Regions from separate parts of the Homo sapiens genome. Here region 2 is linked to region 1. Evidence: chromatin contacts called from ENCODE Hi-C or POLR2A ChIA-PET data. All regions are on one chromosome and are shown on one strand. Each heading gives the region's core, a stretch centred on a gene start or an enhancer-like site at or near the end of the contact. The rest is flanking DNA. Distances are from core to core; before and after follow the strand shown. Region 1 overlaps SMYD4 (SET and MYND domain containing 4). Region 2 holds the start of PRPF8 (pre-mRNA processing factor 8).

Region 1 (4,165 bases), core at 879-3,378:
ACCTACCTGCCTCGACCACCCAAAGCGCTGGGATTACAGGCGTGAGCCACCACGCCCAGCCTTTCTATTGGTTTTCTTTTTTTTTTTTTTTTCTTTTTCTTTTGTGAGACAGAGTCTCTCTCATGTCACCCAGGCTGGAGTGCAGTGGTGCAATCTCGGCTCACTGCAAGCTCCACCTCCCGGGTTCACGCCATTCTCCTGCCTCAGCCTCCCGAGTAGGTGAGACTACAGGCGCCCGCCACCACCATGCCCGGCTAATTTTTTGTATTTTTAGTAGAGACGGGGTTTCACCGTGTTAGCCAGGATGGTCTCGATCTCCTGACCTCATGGATCCACCCGCCTCGCCCTCCCAAAGTGCTGGGATTACAGGCGTGAGCCACCGCACCTGGCCTTCTATTGGTTTTCTGAGGACTTTTTCATAACTACTAGAAATGTTTGTCATCAAGGCCGGGCACGGTGGCTCACGCCTGTAATCCCAGCACTTTGGGAGGCTGAGGCGAGCGGATCATGAGGTCAGAAAATCGAGACCATCCTGGCTTACACGGTGAAACCCCGTCTCTACTAAAAAAAAAAAATAAATAACACACACAAAAATTTAGCCGGGCTTGGTGGTGGGCACCTGTAGTCCCAGCTACTCGGGAGACTGAGGCAGGAGAATGGCGTGAACCCGGGAGGCGGAGCTTGGAGTGAGCCGAGATCGCACCACTGCACTCCAGCCTGGAGACCGAGCGAGACTCCATCTCAAAAAAAAGAAATGTTTGTCATCTAAAGTCCTGGCCCCAAAAAGCGACAAGAGGGGCTATAGAAGTGGAAAGAAATTGTGCACTGTACCAGTTCTGTTCCAAAAATGAAATCTCAGGTGGGATCAGCTACTGCTGATACACTTCATTAGAATTGCCGCCATTGCCGCCATCAAACAAAATTCGCTCAGACTTTCGTCACGATGTATTGTTACAGGAGTCTCTTTCCCCCATGAGGTAAGAAACTATGGAGCAGTCCTGTAATGTAAGCACAGGCGGTGTTGATAACTGACCCTGGCATTGGAATAAAGAGAAAACTGACTTCCACAGGGAGATGACGTGCTGCGCTGTGGCAGCAGATCTTGTGCAGAATCCGCCGTCAGCAGGGACCACCTGGTCTCTCGGTTACAGGACCTACAGCAGCAGGTCAGAGTGGCCCAGAAGCTTCTCAGAGATGGTGAACTAGGTGAGACTGGCTCCCTGCTTTGGTCCTCCAGCCCCTTCCCTTTTATTTGTTCTGATACCGTTTTGGACTCAGGGATACTCAGTACTGATGGGAGAATTGGATGTAATTATCCCCATGCCAGCCACAAGATGGCTATATAGGCCAGTGAGTCCAAACCCTGACCAGCTTTGTTACTGTGGGGCCCTTGAAAAGGGGCCAGGTGATTTCAGCTGTTGTTTTCTTCTGCATCTGATTGCTAAGTTGAAGTACCCCTGCCAACTAACGGGTCATCGCTGACATCCGTGAGCTGTGTGCAGTTCCAGAAGTTGAGTGTCATTTATTTTAATTCCAGGGCCTAGTGATGTAACTTCCTAGAAGGGCGGTTCTTCCCTCCTCAGAGCTAGTCTCTGCTAGAGAGCAGTGGGGCGTGAGCCCAGCTGATAGGAGTGTCTTGCTTTTGTCTGAGACTTGCGGAGCTCCCCATTGCCCTTGAAAACCCTGCCTTAGAGCTTGACATCATGGGATTTTTATTTACCCTGCTTTATGAAAGTTGACCTTTAGCTTAGATTTCAGGGTCAAGAGAAATCATGGCCGTACGTGAAAGGTAGAGTTGGTCGAGTTGGGAAGTTAATGTTGAAAATACAGTGTAAATGTGGGGAGGCCTCCCCTAGCGCCTTTCTCCACTGACAGAGAAAACAGAAGAAAACAGCAGCTTTATTGGAACAGACATTGTGCGTTGGTGACAACCCAGGGAGGCCAGGGGGAATTTCCACATTCAGCCCAGCTGATTCAGAGGATTTGAGACCTGGATTCTCATTCCTAGGACTGGGCTTCTGTCTATAGTGAGACGTCTTTCCTCTGCATTGACAGAGCGAGCTGTTCAGCGGCTGTCGGGGTGCCAGCGTGACGCCGAGAGCTTCCTGTGGGCAGAGCACGCCGTGGTGGGAGAGATCGCGGATGGCCTGGCCCGGGCCTGTGCTGCCTTAGGTACAGCATGAGCCTTCACGTTCTGCGTCGGGAACAGTCTGCTGTGGGCACTTCGCCGTGGCCCCGGCCTTGTCTGCCTGGTTACCCCCCGCTCTGTAAACTGAGGGTGCTCCCCCTCTCGTTCCATTTCCTCCCCCTGAAAATATGCATCCACAGTTGACAGTGGTTCTTTTCTGGAACAAGATTTTTCTCTTCTCACAGGAGACTGGCAAAAGTCAGCCACCCATCTACAGAGGAGTCTCTACGTGGTGGAGGTTCGCCACGGGCCGTCCAGTGTTGAAATGGGCCATGAGCTCTTCAAATTGGCCCAGATCTTTTTCAACGGGTGAGTCCCTTTCCCACTTCACAGGGCACACACTGTTCCTTTCCTAGGCTCTTCTGGGTATTACTTTTTTTCTATGGTGTTTTTAAAAGCATGTTGAAACTTCTTTATTTCCTCTTTAGGAGAGATCTTTGCCTTCTGTTTTGCTAACAAACATAACGCTTTAGAATTTCCTCCTGGGAGGCGGAGCTTGCAGTGAGCCAAGATCGCGCCACTGCACTGTAGCCTGGGCGACAGAGCGAGACTCCATCTCAAAAAAAAAAAAAAAAAGAATTTCCTCCTGGGAGATATGGGGAAAGCTTTTAGATCTCAAGTGAGTTTCCCAGAGAGAACTTGGCCAGGCAGCCCCACCCACCCTCCAGTATAGCTCTCCTTCTGGTTGTTCTCTGGTTCGTCACAGCCCCTTTGGCTGTCTCATTCCCAGCACTCTCAGCTCCAGGCTCTCTGCCTTCTCCCTACTCTGCATCCTCTTCCTTTTAAAGCGTTTGCTTGAACCAGGGCTGATTTTACCCCCAGACAACATGTGGCATTGCCTGGAGACTTTTTTTTTTTTTTTTTTGAGAAGGGGTCTTGCTGTCTTGCCCAGGCTGGAGTACAGTGGCTCGGTCACAGCTCACTGCTTCCTGCAACTCCTGGGCTCAAGCGATCTCTGGAGACATTTTGGATTGTCATGACTTGGAAGGGGGGTGCTGCTGGCATCTATTCGAAAGAGGCCAGAGGTGCTGCTAAGCATCCTCCCGGGTACAAGACAGTGCCCCCCCCACCAACCCCAGCAAAGAAGGAGCCAGCAACAGTGTCAATAGTGTCAGGGTCGAGAAACCCTGCTTTTTTGCTGCTGTTGTTTGTTTTTTGTTTTAAATCCCCTGTTCTACTTTGAAGGTTAAAAGGAAAGAACAGCACGCTGATGAGCTGATGCCAAATCCACTTTTGCTACTGAGACCATTTAGGGCCCAATTTCAGGATTTCCGGGTGGAACCTCCAACCCTGGTAAAGCTGCCCTTGGTGTATGTGGCTATGAGAAAGTGCTTAAAGCTTCAACCTAAGGCTGTGCTGAGTGGGCCTGGTACCCAAGACACAGAGACATTCTGTTTGGTCAGAGAGAGAGAAAAGGGCTGCAGAGTTAGGTCAGAGGTCAGCCCTAAGATGGTCACCCTAAAATGAAAACTGCTATGTAAACCTGTGGTAAATACCAGATGAAAACTTTGAGGCCGGGTGTGGTAGCTCACGCCTGTAATCCAGCTGCCCAGGAGGTTGAGGCAGGAGAATCACTTGAACCCGGGAGGCGGAGGTTGCAGTGAGCCGAGGTCGCACAAATACCTGGGCGACAAGAGTGAAACTCTTGTCTCAAAAAAAAAAAAAAAAGCTTTGAGATTTGCCTCGTGTTCTCAGGATCCTGGCGTCTATACTATCTTTTATAACTGTTTTCTCACACTTTTGTTTTGCAGCGTGTTTGTGACAGTGTCTTACTTACTGTTCTAGATTGTAGGATCCTTGATGACAGAAATGATCTTACATTCTTCACGGTGTGTGAGTAGGCCCTCAATTAACATTTGCCTCACAAATCAGTGAACTAACTCCTCTTACCTCCCTTGGCTCAGGTTTGCAGTACCCGAAGCCCTGAGCACAATACAGAAAGCTGAGGAGGTTCTGTCGCTGCACTGTGGCCCATGG
Region 2 (4,165 bases), core at 1,003-3,502, 99 kb after region 1:
GTCTCGATCTCCTGACCTTGTGATCCGCCAGCCTCGGCCTCCCAAAGTGCTGGGATTACAGGCGTGAACCACCGCGCCCGGCCACAATACTCTTAATGAAACTACAGACCATAGTAGGATTTCACCAGGGCTTAGAGCAATGTCTGGCACGTAGTGAACCTTACACAGGTGAAAGGACTTCACTACCATGACGATGATGATGATGAAGATGATAATGATGATGTTGGACTTTCTAGCACAGCCAGATTGATATGGTGCCTATTTTCAGAGCATGCCATGTTAGTTTCTATATCTAAACCTTTTTTGGCCTGGCACGGTGGCTCACGCCTGAAATCCCAGCAATTTGCGAGGCTGAGGTAGGCAGATTACTTGAGCTCAGTAGTTCGAGACCAGCCTGACAAACATGGAGAAACGCCATCTCTACGAAAAATACAAAATTAGCCGGGTGTGGTGGCACATGCCTGTAACCCCAGCTACTCAGGAGGCTGAGGCAGGAGAATCGCTTGAATCCTGGAGGCAGAGGTTGCAGTGAGCCGAGATTGTGACACTGCACTCCAGCCTGGCAACAGAGTGAGACTCTGCCTCAAAAAACAAAAAACAAACCAAAACCCCCACTTTTTTTCTATGAAACCAGCCTCGCTCTGTCACCCAGGCTGGAGTGCAGTGGTGCCATCATGATCCTCCCACCTCAGCCTCCCGAGTAGCTGGGACTACAGGCATGTACCACTATGCCTGGTTAATATTTTTATTATTTGTAGAGATGAGGGTCTCAGTATGTTGCCCAGGCTAGTCTTAAACTCATGAGTTTAACCAATCCTCTCGCCGCTGCCTCCCAACGTGCTAGGATTACAGGTATGAGTCACGGTGCCCGGCTTCTTTCTTAACTCTTTCTAGTAGTTCTACCACTTGGGATTACCTTTTTCCTTCCTCTCCATTTACCTTTATGAAATCCTCACATCCATCCATCTCCATCAAATCTTTAACAATTCTCCTCTGTCTTTTTTGACTGTAGGGACCTTTAGAACACCCAGCATTAAAAAATAGATTTCAGGCCGGGCATGGGGGCTCACGCCTGTAATCCCAGCACTTTGGGAGGGCCGAGGCAGGAGGATTTCGTAAGGTCAGGAGTTTGAGACCAGCCTGGCCAACATAGTGAAACCCTGTCTCTACTAAAAATCCAAAACTTAGCCGGCAGTAGTGGCGCGTGCCTGTAATCCAGCTACTCTGGAGACTGAGGCAGGAGAATTGCTTGATCCTGGGAGGTGGAGGTTGTGATGAATTGAGATCGCGCCATTGCACTCCAGTCTGGGCAACAGAGTGAGACCCTGTCTCAAAAAAACAAAAGGAATATTTTTTAAATTTTTACCGTTCTGAAAGCACATTGACATCCTTTGAATTTTTTTCTAATTATTTCACTTTGATTTGTAAATTCTCAACTAGATTCAGGGGCTGTATGGGTTACAATTCCTCTGCACCCTCCACAGAATTTCAGACTTTTTTTTTTCCCCCGAGACAGAGTCTCGCTCTGTCACCCAGGCTGGAGTGCAGTGGCGCGATCTTGGCTCACTGCAACCTCCCCCTCCCGGGTCAAGCGATTCTCCTGCCTCAGCCTCCCGAGTAGCTGGGACTACAGGCGCCCGCCACCACGCCCGGCTAATGTTTGTATTTTTAGTAGAGACGGGGTTTCACCATGTTGGCCAGGCTGGCCTCGAACTTCTGGCTTTAAGTGATCCGCCTGCCTCGGCCTCCCAAAGTGCTGCGATTCCAGGCGTGAGCCACCGCGCCCGGCCAAGGTCTTAATTCTTGCCTGCCTTTCTGCTCCCCTGTGAACTCTACTGGTTGTCTTTTTTCCTGCTTTATCCCTCGTCCTCGGTAGACAGTGATGGTTAAATGAATGAATGCATGAACAAATGACTGTCCAGGAGCTAGTACTGCATTGCATGTACACATTGATGACAACAGACATCGTACAATGCGCAATCTTGGCAAATTTATTCAAACCCTTTAGACTTCGCTCTCTCACAGTGCGACGCCGGGAGCCCATCACACGCTGAGGTCTGTCAGAGGCCCCAGAAACAGCCTCGGAAATGGAGGAGGCGGGGCTTCACCCCGACCACACCCCCTTGCGTTCAAAGCCTTTCCGCCTATGGGCCCGCCTCCTCGGCGCAGTGTGCAACTCTAATTGGTCGTCTCACTAATCCATCTGAGCACCTCGGCGCCGACTGGATCAACTGCTGAACTCGGGTTGCGCACTTCCCGGCGCTGGGAACGCGGAGCGGACGCAGTCTGGCCGCCATTGCGCTGCGGGGAAAGCGGCCTCTTGTGTGAGGGCCTGTGGGGTGCGTGGCAGGCGTTTAAGGCCGGGCTGCGGGAGGCGTGGTCGGGTCGGGCCGAGTGACCGAAGGGGTTAGGCCGGGCGGGGCTGGATGCACTGTGTGGCGGGACTGCAGGCCGGGGTCCCCGGACGCCTTTCTGCTGCGCTTCTTGTGGGCCCGGGCCTGTGGTTAGTGAATTTTTCTATCCCGCCGCTCCCCAGATTCTCCGGATATGGCCGGAGTGTTTCCTTATCGAGGGCCGGGTAACCCGGTGCCTGGCCCTCTAGCCCCGCTACCGGACTACATGTCGGAGGAGAAGCTGCAGGAGAAAGGTGAGGCGAGAGTGTGGAGCGGCGCGCGGGCCGGAGGCGGGGCGGGTGTGCGCGCGCGCAGGCGGGTGGGGACCCTCCCCGTTTGGGCAGCTCCTGAGGTGTCAGCTCCCTTGTTATTTCCAGTTAATTTTTCATCAAGTCATTTTAAGCGCGTATTATTTGCAAGCGCTGATCCAGCGGGGGTACAGTAGTGACGGAGACAAAATTCCTGTCCTTACGGGGTTTAAATTACAGCGGGAGAGACAGAGAATAACAAAACCTTGAAGCTCTGTAATAAAAATGTCAGGCCGGGCGCGGTGGCTCACGGTTGTAATCCCAGCACTTTGGGAGGCCCAGGCGGGCGGATCACCTGAGGTCAGGAGTTCGAGACCAGCCTGGCCAACACAGTGAAACCTCGTCTCTACGAAAAATACAAAAATGAGTCGTGTGTGGTGGCGCGTGTCTATAATCCCAGCTACTGGGGAGGCTGAGGCAGGAGAATGGCTTGAACCCAGGAGGCGGAGGTTGCAGTGAGCCGACATCGCACCATTGCACTCCAGCCTGGGAGACAGAGTGAAACAACCTCTCAAAAAAAAAAAAAAAAGTCAGATAGTGATCAATGTGATGAAAGGAAAAACAGAGTAAAATGGTAAGGGAATTGGCAAGGGGTGCTTCTTCCTGCTGGTGCCTGCTTCTCCCTCACACTCACTGACAGGAGCTTACCCTAGGGCAAGAGGTGAAGAGGATTAGGGGGAGGGTGTGCAGGCCTTTAAACTGAGGTGCCTTTCCAGCTCGAAAATGGCAGCAATTGCAGGCCAAGCGCTATGCAGAAAAGCGGAAGTTTGGGTTTGTGGATGCCCAGAAGGAAGACATGCCCCCAGAACATGTCAGGAAGATCATTCGAGACCATGGAGACATGACCAACAGGAAGTTCCGCCATGACAAAAGGGTTTACTTGGGGTAAGGAACATCCTGAAATAATTTCATTTGGAATTTGGCCCTTTTCCCTTCTCCCTGTCCCACAGTCTTGGATTGATGCTTTGACAGCTCATCTTGGTGGATATAAGAGAAAGGAGAAAACCAGTAGGAGTCTCTGATAATTTCTACATCTTCCACTTTTGCAGTCTGTTTCCCCTCTCTTCCCGATCTGGGACTGGTGCTTTAATTTGTCCTGTTGATGATATTATAAGATGTCCCTGGCCAGGCGCGGTGGCTCATGCCTGTAATCCCAGCACTTTGGGAGGCCGAGGCGGGTGGATCATGAGGTCAGGAGATCGAGACCATCCTGGCTAACACGGTGAAACCCCGTCTCTACTAAAAATACACAAAATTAGCTGGGCGTGGTGGCAGGTGTCTGTAGTCCCAGCTACTTGGGAGGCTGAGGCAGGAGAATGGCGTGAACCTGGGAGGCGGAACTTGTAGTGAGCCGAGATCACACCACTGCACTCTGGCCTGGGCGAAAGTACGAGACTCCGTCTCAAAAAAAAAAAAAAAATGAAAAATAAGATGTCCCTATGGTTGAGCTGGTTGAAGTCCAGA

Evidence for each region. A loop is a pair of places that touch in the nucleus more often than their neighbours do. ChIA-PET counts read pairs that join two places held with the same protein, here RNA polymerase II (POLR2A). Pooled maps may share reads with other maps.
Region 2: a loop to region 1 is called in a map of B cell, with 11 times the contacts of the local background. The contact joins the promoter of PRPF8 here to the enhancer-like site in region 1. A Hi-C loop is called at or near these places in 14 of 168 maps with a recorded cell type or tissue (B cell, CD14-positive monocyte, cardiac septum and 8 more), 7 of 37 single-sample maps with no recorded cell type and 11 of 50 pooled maps. POLR2A ChIA-PET finds 5 or more read pairs at or near these places in 10 of 52 experiments (AG04450, CD4-positive, alpha-beta T cell, H1 and 7 more).

What each region holds. Positions count from the first base shown.
Region 1 is chr17:1,781,367-1,785,531 of GRCh38, reverse strand. It overlaps SMYD4 (SET and MYND domain containing 4), which reads left to right. Exons shown (of 11, transcript NM_052928.3): 8 at 1,071-1,206; 9 at 2,056-2,172; 10 at 2,374-2,497; 11 at 4,093-4,165. Among named protein-coding and RNA genes, the nearest start is that of SERPINF1, 21 kb to the right of the region's middle. RefSeq lists an enhancer at 1,383-1,677. Within about 2 kb of position 2,128, at least 34 of the 41 ENCODE cell types and tissues checked have a DNase peak (open chromatin) inside an H3K27ac peak, as active enhancers do; they include B cell, CD14-positive monocyte, CD4-positive, alpha-beta T cell and 6 more, where a contact is called at or near this core.
Region 2 is chr17:1,682,954-1,687,118 of GRCh38, reverse strand. It overlaps PRPF8 (pre-mRNA processing factor 8), which reads left to right and starts at 2,252. Exons shown (of 43, transcript NM_006445.4): 1 at 2,252-2,339; 2 at 2,537-2,647; 3 at 3,418-3,586. The coding sequence starts at 2,548.